Linked DNA regions of Homo sapiens: region 1 is linked to region 2. Evidence: chromatin contacts called from ENCODE Hi-C or POLR2A ChIA-PET data. All regions are on one chromosome and are shown on one strand. The core of a region is the stretch at or near the end of the contact, and the rest is flanking DNA. Distances in the headings are between cores, read along the strand shown.

Region 1 (5,859 bases), core at 1,052-3,551, 940 kb after region 2:
TATTCCTCCAACTTTCCCCAATGATAATATCTCACACAACCATAGATTATCAAAACCAGAAAACTGACCAGGCACAGTGGTGTGCCACTTATAGTCCCAGCTACTCAGGTGGCTGAGGTGGGAAGATCCCTTGAGTTCAGGAGTTCAAGGCCAGCCTGGGCAACACAGTGAGACCCTGGCTCTATAAACAAAAATGGAAGAAAACCAGAAAACTGGTGTCATCAATTGTGTTTAAGGAAACCGAGGCTCCTTTAAAAGTTTGTTATAAAATTATAGATATCTCATAAATATTGAGGTGGAAAGATTCCCTGGAAGCAGCCTAGTCAGAAAGTGAAGACAGTGACATCCAGATAGGTTAATACTTCTGCCAGCACCATAATTACACTCTCTTGGCTGTACATTCCAATCACTCGAAGACAGGCAAAACTGAACCACTGGCTGGGCCCACCTTAAATCAGTGACATCAACCTCTGCAGGCAAGGCTCAAGTATCAGTACATTTTAAAACAACTTTGCCCACTGAAGGTTCACTTAATCAACTGATAAGGCCGGGTGCGGTGGCTCATGCCTGTAATTCCAGCGCTTTGGATGCCTGTAATCCCAGCATTTTGGGAGGCCGAGGCGGGCGGATCACCTGAGGTCAGGAGTTCAAGACCAGCCTAGCCAACATGGCAAAACCCCGTCTCTACAAAAATACAAAAATTAGCTGGACGTGGTGGTGTGTGCCTGTAATCCCAGCTACTGGGGAGGCTGAGGTGGGAGAATCGCTTGAACCCCGGAGGCGGAGGCTGCAGTGAGCCGAGATCGCGCCACTGCACTTCAGCTTGGGCGACAGAGTGAGACTCTATCTAAAAAAAAAGAAAAAAAAAATCAACTGATAACAGGCGATTAACAGGAGAAAAGGGATACATAACACCGGGGTAAAAGCAGGAGGATGATTACCCAGTAGCTTAATGGAGTACAGAAGATTTTATATCTTTTTTTCATAGGGGAAAGGGTAGATGAGAAATGTAGACATTTATTTTGAGGAGCAGCAAATGATTATTAGGAACAATGAATGGACAGAAATTAGTAAATAATTTTCTTTTGAGTAATCTTGTGAAAAAGTCCCTCCAGGAATGGCTGCATTTCTGAGTCTTTTTGAAATAGGATACGAGATTTCAGCGAGGGGAGGAATGCGATTGATTCTTCTACAAAGAGGCTTCTCTAGTCAGGAAAGGAAATTTCAGAGAGTACCTCCCTGCACTTGGGAAAAGTGGGAGCAACAAGTCAAGGTTGGGGGACCTGCATTATGAGGCAGCTTCTAAAGCCTCTGTCTTTGGGGTATCGCTTTCTGAGCGTCAAGAGTAAAACGTGATGCATTCCTTTCCTTCCAACCTAGATTCTAGTAGTTTAGATCAGTATCATTGTTTTTACTTCAAGGTTCAGGAAACGCTGGAAATTGCTAGCTAATATCACAGGAAAAAAAACAAAAAACACGAGGTTGACCTCACCCTACCCGCGGTAGGTAACCATGTATGAATAGAGACTCCCAGGCATAATCAAATTACCTCTGTCAAGTCCTCGCCCTAAGACTATTTTTGGAAACTAGGGATTTTCCAGATTACTGAAAGCCGTGGCGGTGTCAAAGGCCGGGCAGGAGTTTCGCAAGCGGAGCTATGAAAGCAGCCACTCTCGCGGTCATTCCTATGCCTCCGCCCTACTTCCCCATACTGGCAAAAACACGCTCCCCGGGGAGCTTTCATTTGGGAACCGATAGGGTCCACAGCCCTGTGTTCTTCAAATACTGTAAAGCAGCCCTCTCCAGATTCCTTGAGGGTCACTTTATATTACACATTCGTCCACACAGGACAACAAAGTCACCACTTCCACCCGCCAAAGCGCGCTCAGGTCGGCCGCCACTTCCCTTGGTACACGCGGAACGCAAGCCGCGCCGAGGCTAAAGGAAGAGGCCGGAATGCAGGGCGAAGGGGCGCAGAGATGCTAGCCAATGCTGCCACCTCTATTTTGGGTATAAGGGATCTTGTAAAGCTCCGTTATTCGTGTGGCTATCACAAACAAGGTGGTTTCGACCGGCCTTGGCTAGAGAAGGCCTCCTCAGCCTCTGAGGATCCCAAGGTCTGTCGCAGCACCCAACACTCCCCTCGCAGGCCCAGATGCCGAGGGCGGAGGCGCGGCCTGGAGGGACTAGTTGGCGCGCGGCTGCCCGGCGTGGTGACGTCAGGGCGGAAGCGCACGCGGCGTGAAGCGGCCCAGAACCCGGCGGTCACGGGAATATCCGTCGCGCCGAGAACGCTGGTTAGTCTTGTTTCGGGTTCCGGCTGCGTTGGGCTTGCGTGCGGCTCGCTAAGACTATGGCGTCCGGGCCTCATTCGACAGCTACTGCTGCCGCAGCCGCCTCATCGGCCGCCCCAAGCGCGGGCGGCTCCAGCTCCGGGACGACGACCACGACGACGACCACGACGGGAGGGATCCTGATCGGCGATCGCCTGTACTCGGAAGTTTCACTTACCATCGACCACTCTCTGATTCCGGAGGAGAGGCTCTCGCCCACCCCATCCATGCAGGATGGGCTCGACCTGCCCAGTGAGACGGACTTACGCATCCTGGGCTGCGAGCTCATCCAGGCCGCCGGCATTCTCCTCCGGCTGCCGCAGGTCAGTGCTCCGGCCCCGGGCCGGCCGGGCGCTCCTCTCCTCTCCTCCGTCCCCTACGCCGCATCTCAGTATCACCGTGCCCCGGGAGGGTGGGGACGGTTCCTTCAGGCTTTCCCGTTCGGGGCCCAGCCGCGGCCGGGGCGTGCCGGGGCGGGGGGCTGCGGAGGCGGAGGGAGGACTTGGCAGCGGGCTGTTCGCAGCGGCGGCGGCGGCGGGAGGGGAAAGGGAAGCGATCGGCGGCACAAAATGGCGGCGGCGCCTGGAGCGGGCCCGCCTGACCCCTGCGCTTCCGTTCTCCTCTCTTGTCTGCAGGTGGCGATGGCAACGGGGCAGGTGTTGTTTCATCGTTTTTTCTACTCCAAATCTTTCGTCAAACACAGTTTCGAGGTAAGCACAGCGGAGGCGGGTAAAAGGGATTTCTTCATCCGGAAATGGGCAGAGTAGGGGTAGTGTCAGCAGCCAGCTTTTCCAGAAAGGGAGTGGTTTAGTTTAGGCCTTTGTACCTACTTCTCACTCGCCAGGAAGTGGAAACCTTTAGAATGTGGTTCAAAATCGATCACGAGCCTAAGTGCCCTCTTAACGAAAAGTACAGTTTTCAACCAAATGCAGAACTCCTGTAAGATTGAGTTTGACTCTGGAACCAAAATTAAGATGAGTTAAACAACAAAAAGTATAGTACTAGCATAGCTGGTAGACTTACGGCATAGAGATGTCTTCTCTAATTTTACTAAAGGTTGTCCCAATTGTGTTCTAAATTTTATTCTTCAAAGTGAGTTTAATCTAACAATGGCTTTTGTGGCTCATGGGTTCTTTCAGATTGTTGCTATGGCTTGTATTAATCTTGCATCAAAAATCGAAGAAGCACCTAGAAGAATAAGAGATGTGATTAATGTATTCCACCACCTCCGCCAGTTAAGAGGAAAAAGGTAAGATTGGCATTATTGAACATAGTATCTCTTGCTACTGCTGTACCGTGCACCAGTCATCAAATCAAAACATCTTTCCTTTCAAGTGAATACGGATGCAAAAGAAAACGGACTTTAATTTAGGTGTTAAAGTTCATATAGGAACACTGATACTTAAAATAATTTGAAAAAAGAAACATAATTAACCGGTTATCTAAAGTTTGTAGAGGCAGTTGCATTTATGGACAATCCTAACAGTGCTGTGAAGCCAGGCCTGTGGCTTAAGATTAAACAAGAAAGGGAGTACATTTGGCTCAAGTGTGAGTGTATTCTGTAAGTTATTTTTCCTCTCCCCTCTCTGGAAGACTGAAGGCTGGAAGTTTAAACACTGTAGTTTAAGTTAATATTGTGGCAAAGTTCTGTGTAGATTATGTTTTTCTACTCGAAGTCCCAGTTAATTCTTTATCAATTGAGGTTGGCTTTTGTTAGAGTACTTCTCAACATTGAACTACGATAAATCGAATAATACCGGATCTGAAAGGACTGCAGGATGATAAAGTTTGAAGTTTGAAGTCAAAGGGATTAAACAGGTATTTTGTTTTGGTTAGATACAGTCTCAGTGAGTGGGTTAGAAAATTAACAAGTAAGATTGATTGGGTTGCATTTAGATAGGGCCATTTATTTGATGTTGTAAGAAAATACAGAGACTGAAATAGTATCTCCTAGGTGTTGTGGTAACATAATTTTATGTGGACCTATGTGTTCCTGTGAGGCAGTACCAAAAAGTTTGTTGCAGGACTTCCTGCATCTACAGGTGACTTCCAGTACATGCTGCAGAATGATATATTTGGTGTAGAATAGTTTTTGCATTCACTCTTTAAGGAATTGTAGTGATGTTAGACAAATTGTACTGAGTTTGAAAGGAAGTTATTAAAAGGATTATAAGTTGTTCTGGGGGTTGGGTATGTTGGTTAGTGCTGTTAGTATTCTATATGAGTAGTCCTTATTGGCTGAATCTGTAAGTTGGCAGTAATGGAACTATTCAGACAAGCAAATATTAAAGCAACTTTAAGATGACTAGTCTATTCTGTGAGTCTACAGACAGTTCTTTTTTAAAAAAAGAGTATCCTAGTCAAAAAGTCTGCAACAGTTTTCCTACATACTTTTTCTCCCCCATCTTTTCTCATTCACCTTAACTGTGTCCAGGGATAGAGTACTTTTTAAATTCTAAAATATCTTTTAGTTTGTTGATGAGTCCCTGGGAATTGGGAAGATTTCAAATTGGTCTTTGGTATGGTCTGAGGTTAAATCTGTATTTAGATACCTGGCTGATTCTTCAGGATGTTTAAAGTAATGACACTAATACAAGGCTCTATCTTTAGTCAAAGGTTTCTCTTTGCTTAAAGGAAATGGTTTTCTAGTATTCTTTGAACCATTGAGCCAACTATTATGTAATCACATGATTATCTTCTGTGGAATTTTCCTGTGAGACTAGTTTACTTCGTTGATGTTAGAATAGGTCTTAACTGTAAAAACCATGGAATTTAAAATAATATAATCTCACCTGATTGTTGTGTCTGATGTAACTTTGTTTTTTGGGTCATTATTACAGAGAAACTGATTTTGTTTCAATCTTAGAAGTCTGATTATAGCAAAATTTAAAAGGAGTTGTTAATTGCATGGAAGCCTTTTTTTAAAGCAGGATGTAAAAGTGTTTCTATGCATATTACAAGTTTACTCAAGCACGTAACTTGTATATGTTATTAACTTCAACTCTTTTTTCCCTTGCAACCGACTATACAGCGACCAGCTACATTTACCAAAGCCTGGGTGATGTGGAGTGGTACATAGAGATGAAGCTGTCGTCATGGCAACAGTGAGTGAAGTATCGAAAATCCCCAAGGAGAAGCCAGTGCTCTGAGAATAGGTCACTGGAATCGGGGACTAACAGGTTGGCCACTGGTGAACCATTTAGAAAAACTCCTGTTTCTTGTTATAAGCTTTTGTCTTTGCTGTCCAAGTTATTAGAACTATAGCTTTGTATTTATTTTTGCATAGGTTAATGTCATTAGAAAGTACTATCAGTATTATACATTGGTTAGGTAAAGCATATCACTTGTCTTAATGATGCTATTTGTTTTAATCTAGTTTATTCATAACTTTAAATTGTAGTGTGACTTTGACAATTACAGTGGAGATACATTATTCATGTTGCTTGTAGGTCATTGGTCTCTTCAGCCTGGCTACACATTGAGAATTAGCAGAGGAGCTTTTTAAAAAGTACCAGTGCTTAGTCCC
Region 2 (5,716 bases), core at 1,813-4,312:
TAAGAGTTACTTGCTTTATATATACTTCATTCTCCTTTCGCTGAGTGCTCTTCTTTTTTTCTCTTAAGAAGTGAACTTTATTGTTGTTTCATACTTTTATTTACATTTTAGTTATTTTCTAGATGTTTTCCTACTATCCTAACTGCAAACAGTGGCTTTTTCTAAAGAAGCAAATTAGATTATCATGATAATGGTGCACAATTATTCTGCTACTGTGTTTCACTCTGCTGCACAGCAGAACAGAGAAATTCTAAACTTCTTTGTAGTGAGGCTTTTATGACACTAATTACCTCTCCCCAACCCTTACAACTCCTTCTCCGCAAAGGAGTCATTATTTGCTCTGGTGTTTGGTTTTTCTTTAAGATGAAGCTAATTAACATTACAGGCTATTAATGAACACATTCTTCTCAGGTCTTAACTGGGCAAATATCTAAACCATTATCATGTTGGTATCAGGTACCAAGCAGAGTTTTAGGCCATGGGGACTCTGTTATGTGAAAAGATGAAATCAGGACTAATAGTAATCTATCTTGTGAAAGTCTATAAAATCTATCTTTCTATTTCTGTAGTTAATTTACATGTTTAACTTTGGAATTTGAGGCTGTTTTATACAATTCAAAGATTGCTTGCTGTATCTCCCAATTCTTGTCTAAACCACGACTCTTTTCTCTTTGTACTTTTGTAATTTAAAAAAATTTTTAGTCATAACATCTAGGTTTTATTTTTTTTCCCCCTCCAACCTATAGGTTTGGTTTCAAAATCGAAGAGCTAAATGTAGAAAACAAGAAAATCAACTCCATAAAGGTATGCTTCTTATACAAGGAACATTTGATAGTCTGAGCAAAGAGAGAAGTAGTGAATATTACTATTACAATGACAGAAAAAAAGGAACCTCAAAAATGACAATAGTTCTTGACTTAATAATCTTCAAAGGCTGTTAATGGAGTCCTAAAGTTTGGGAGTAAGTTACATTTATTTAAATTTTGGATGCAGTTTAGAAAGATAATAGTCCATTTTCAAAGGAATTCGTTCTGTCTTGTACCCTTTGGAACCCTGAAAAATGCTACAAACGTTAACCTCACATTATTTTTCTCTTGTACTTTTTACAGGTGTTCTCATAGGGGCCGCCAGCCAGTTTGAAGCTTGTAGAGTCGCACCTTATGTCAACGTAGGTGCTTTAAGGATGCCATTTCAGCAGGCAAGTACAGCCTAGTTTCAAGCTGTTTTTAAATATGAAAATACCTGAATGTTTGCTTGAACTGTTGAACATCACCTGTCTCTGAGCCCAGATGTCAATGTCTGCATAGTTGGAGAATCATTTTGAGATGATATAGTGGACCCACTACCCTTTAAAAACCTATACGGTATTAAAGGCCTGAATGCCTAGTCCCTTCTGTCCTCATGGGAATCCCTGAAGGGGCCTGGGGGCAGTAACTGGTCCTTTAAAAATACACTAAAGATTGCCCTTAGAGAGAGAGGAAGGAAAAGCCTTTTGATTAAGATTTTGTCAAATCCAATACAGAGGTTAGTCCTAAGGTATTTCTAAGGCAACCCTCTAGATACTTTTCTAGGTATTTTCTACCTCTTAGTCACATTAAATAACTCTGACAGAAGAAAAATAAACACAAGTACTCCCAGCTCATACTTTTGTTTTTTCGTTCTTTTGTTTTTAAATCTGTTTCTGCAAACAAAGCTTCATCTCTGGTAAAGAGAGAAGTCTTGGTCTTCCCAGGGCTGCCCTGCCTTTGCAATCCCTTAGCCATAAAGAAACCTTTAAGAGTACATTTTAAAAGGACAGCCTGCAGCAATGATTTAATCCTGGGAAATCCCAGTGCTCTGAACTCCCCACTTTCCAAGCCTGAGGGCGAAATCCTTTCCCAACCAGTGTCTGACCTTCCCTATCCTCAGCCAGGACCCCTGCTTGGCATGCCTGTGATGTCATGAATTAGCTCTCAGTCTCCAGTGACTTGGACCGGGGAGACAGATAGGTGTGACCATGAATTGAGAGTCGGTGTTAGGGAGATCTTAGCTCTCTTGGTGCCACAGGACTCTGGCATCCTGATGCTTGGCTTTGGAAACAAGAGAGAATGACTGAAGAAAGAGGGAGGGGTGACTTTAAAAGGAGACCTTTACTACTCAAAAGGTAATCTTTGGGCCAGCAGCAACAACACCGTCTGGGAGATTGTTAGAAATTCAGAATCTCAGGCCCCAACCTAGACCTTGCGAATCAGAATCTGAATTTTAACGAGATCCCTGGGTAATTGTTATGGCAATAAAGGTTAGAAGTACCGACTCACAATTGTGCCTATTGTGGTGAAGATGGAGTAACTTCCCTGAATGACATTAAAAAGTTGCGTAGTTTGCTTGTTGATACTCCGTTGTTTTGGTAGTGGGGTAAGAGATGCATGGCAGCATCAAGAGAAGAGGGTAAGGGTCCTCACCCGCAGTCTTTCCAATATACCATTTCAGCCCAGTTCCCAGGGGAGACGGCCACATTCCTGCAGAAGGGGGTTCCCGGGGTCCGGGGAAATAAGCCTACCCTAAGCGAGTTTCGGAGACCCAGGGGACACTGGAGTATCCATGTGGAACCCCAGATTCAGCAACAGGCTGAGAAGGTCACTGTCGGAACAAGATGCACAGCCAAATGCCCTCTCCCCGTGCCCAAACACAACCCAACTCTCTCTCTGGCCAAGCTGGACGCCGTTAATGCTCTGTTTCTATTCTGTTGTCACCCTAGGATAGTCATTGCAACGTGACGCCCTTGTCCTTTCAGGTTCAGGCGCAGCTGCAGCTGGACAGCGCTGTGGCGCACGCGCACCACCACCTGCATCCGCACCTGGCCGCGCACGCGCCCTACATGATGTTCCCAGCACCGCCCTTCGGACTGCCGCTCGCCACGCTGGCCGCGGATTCGGCTTCCGCCGCCTCGGTAGTGGCGGCCGCAGCAGCCGCCAAGACCACCAGCAAGAACTCCAGCATCGCCGATCTCAGACTGAAAGCCAAAAAGCACGCCGCAGCCCTGGGTCTGTGACGCCAACGCCAGCACCAATGTCGCGCCTGTCCCGCGGCACTCAGCCTGCACGCCCTCCGCGCCCCGCTGCTTCTCCGTTACCCCTTTGAGACCTCGGGAGCCGGCCCTCTTCCCGCCTCACTGACCATCCCTCGTCCCCTATCGCATCTTGGACTCGGAAAGCCAGACTCCACGCAGGACCAGGGATCTCACGAGGCACGCAGGCTCCGTGGCTCCTGCCCGTTTTCCTACTCGAGGGCCTAGAATTGGGTTTTGTAGGAGCGGGTTTGGGGGAGTCTGGAGAGAGACTGGACAGGGGAGTGCTGGAACCGCGGAGTTTGGCTCACCGCAAAGCTGCAACGATGGACTCTTGCATAGAAAAAAAAATCTTGTTAACAATGAAAAAATGAGCAAACAAAAAAATCGAAAGACAAACGGGAGAGAAAAAGAGGAAGGGAACTTATTTCTTAACTGCTATTTGGCAGAAGCTGAAATTGGAGAACCAAGGAGCAAAAACAAATTTTAAAATTAAAGTATTTTATACATTTAAAAATATGGAAAAACAACCCAGACGATTCTCGAGAGACTGGGGGGAGTTACCAACTTAAATGTGTGTTTTTAAAAATGCGCTAAGAAGGCAAAGCAGAAAGAAGAGGTATACTTATTTAAAAAACTAAGATGAAAAAAGTGCGCAGCTGGGAAGTTCACAGGTTTTGAAACTGACCTTTTTCTGCGAAGTTCACGTTAACACGAGAAATTTGATGAGAGAGGCGGGCCTCCTTTTACGTTGAATCAGATGCTTTGAGTTTAAACCCACCATGTATGGAAGAGCAAGAAAAGAGAAAATATTAAAACGAGGAGAGAGAAAAATAATATTAACACAAAAAAATGCCACAGACAATGATTTCTCTGAGAAATTATTATGGCAAAACTGTCTGGACTGCTGACAGTAAATTCCGGTTTGCATGTTACTTGTATTCCATTGATGGTGTGTCTCCTCCCACCCCCTTATCTCCCATGCACTCACTCCATTTTCATCTTCACTATGAAAAACAATACCAAAAGTATCTGGAAATTGATATATATATATCCATATATATATATCATATATTTGCCATATATATATATATATATATATATATATATATATATATATATTTGCCCTGTCTTTGATCCTGGGGAACAAAAGAAAAAAGTCAGAAAGGGAAAAAATTACACTCATTGTCCTAAGAAGACAGAGGTGGGCAGAATATGTGGGGAAAGGAAAAAGAAAACAAGACCACCAAATGAAATAATGAAGGTACAGCGCCTCGCTGTGCCAGACACAGTAGGCGCTCAATCAGTATTAGTTCCCACCATTCCCCTTTTCTTGTGTTCCTTCTTGTTGGTTTCCTGAAGTCCTATTTGAAGACAGTGGTTTATTTCCCCCTCTCTATCCCGTCAAATTCACCTTAAATAACACCCAGCTAGATACAGGCACTAGGTTTGTGTAAGATATGTTGATACACACGAACAAAGTTTATTTTGACTATAATGTGTGGACTGACTTTCAACATTTGCATTTTATCTCACAAAGGTGTATCTATTCAAGTAACCTTTTTTTTTTGTTTGTTTGTTTCTTTTTTGTTTTTTTTTTTCTTTTGGTTGTTTGTTTCAATTCATGTAGCTATTTAAACTGGGATACCTTGGACTAAGCCAGTCTGTATCCCAATTCGCTAGCAAGCCTAAGTTTGTGGGGTTTTGTTTTTGTTTTTGTTTTACCTTCTAATTTACAAGAAAGAGGAAAAGCTCTTCTAACTGAACTTTGGTATGCGGTTGAGCTTTGTAACTATTTGTTCTCCATGAAAACAAAATTATTTATATTTGACATATTTTTTTCTAGTGTATTAAGTTATTTTAAACAAAAGATGTTATCTCATGACGTGTTGTCAGTACAAAATGTGTCGCCTCCAATTCTGTTAAACCTTTTAAATAAGTGCCAAGTTATTAATTGAAGACACTTTGCGATCAATTGAATGAAAATATCGTTTCATTTGATGGGGTTCGAGTCATCTTTGTTCCTGTTACTATTAAAATATCCGGGATAGTCTTTCCCTTTTGATTAATGCGTATCACTCTCTCGAATATACCAACTTGGAAAAGCGCTTGCCTCTGCTCTTACGTGCCGCAGTCAAGGGGCAGTAAGAAGGGTGGCTCTGTGGCTGTCGTTAGCGCTGAGCGCATTTCCGCCGGCCCCCTCCATTTTATCCACCCAGCATAGAAACAGGGTTATACCAAATTAATGAAAGAACAGATAAGAAGTAAAATAACATAGGATAGAGTAACTTCCTTCCCCAAGATGGACTCTCGTTATTCGTTTTGCTATAATTCCAGTCTTTATCTGGGGACACTTTTGGGAGGAAGGAAGGAGGGATCCTGCGGAGCGAAATCAACCTGGGTTTGGTATGGCATAATCGACAATCAGTCCCAGTTCGTTGACCCTCTCTGGAGCGGGGCAGGTGCTGACTTCGGAGCGGGAAAAGAGCCGCAAAGGCGGGCAGGCCAGGGCACTGTGGAGGGAGGATTCCCCATCTGACACTCCTGTTTAGGGTTGGCTGAAGCAGCTTCTTCATTGGTTAAATTTAGAAGGTGGAAGCCAGAATCGGGTTTAGGAAAAGCCTGGCCTTGAAAATAATGAGGAGCTCTCTCTCCCCATGTCGTGGCCCC

Evidence for each region. A loop is a pair of places that touch in the nucleus more often than their neighbours do. ChIA-PET counts read pairs that join two places held with the same protein, here RNA polymerase II (POLR2A). Pooled maps may share reads with other maps.
Region 1: a loop to region 2 is called in a map with no recorded cell type, with 4 times the contacts of the local background. The contact joins the promoter of CCNL1 here to the enhancer-like site in region 2. A Hi-C loop is called at or near these places in 5 of 168 maps with a recorded cell type or tissue (CD4-positive, alpha-beta memory T cell, ascending aorta, gastrocnemius medialis and 1 more), 2 of 37 single-sample maps with no recorded cell type and 14 of 50 pooled maps. POLR2A ChIA-PET finds 5 or more read pairs at or near these places in 2 of 52 experiments (CD8-positive, alpha-beta T cell and PC-9).

The regions. Positions count from the first base shown.
Region 1 is chr3:157,156,589-157,162,447 of GRCh38, reverse strand. CCNL1 (cyclin L1) reads left to right here and starts at 2,301. Exons shown (of 11, transcript NM_020307.4): 1 at 2,301-2,656; 2 at 2,969-3,043; 3 at 3,473-3,582. The coding sequence starts at 2,354. RefSeq lists enhancers at 1,440-1,499, 1,520-1,569, 1,657-2,386, 3,020-3,089 and a silencer at 2,670-2,879.
Region 2 is chr3:158,095,342-158,101,057 of GRCh38, reverse strand. It overlaps SHOX2 (SHOX homeobox 2), which reads left to right. Exons shown (of 5, transcript NM_001163678.2): 3 at 747-804; 4 at 1,110-1,198; 5 at 2,774-5,153. The coding sequence ends at 3,031. Among named protein-coding and RNA genes, the nearest start is that of SHOX2, 8.2 kb to the left of the region's middle. RefSeq lists an enhancer at 2,891-3,060. Within about 2 kb of position 3,062, at least 3 of the 41 ENCODE cell types and tissues checked have a DNase peak (open chromatin) inside an H3K27ac peak, as active enhancers do.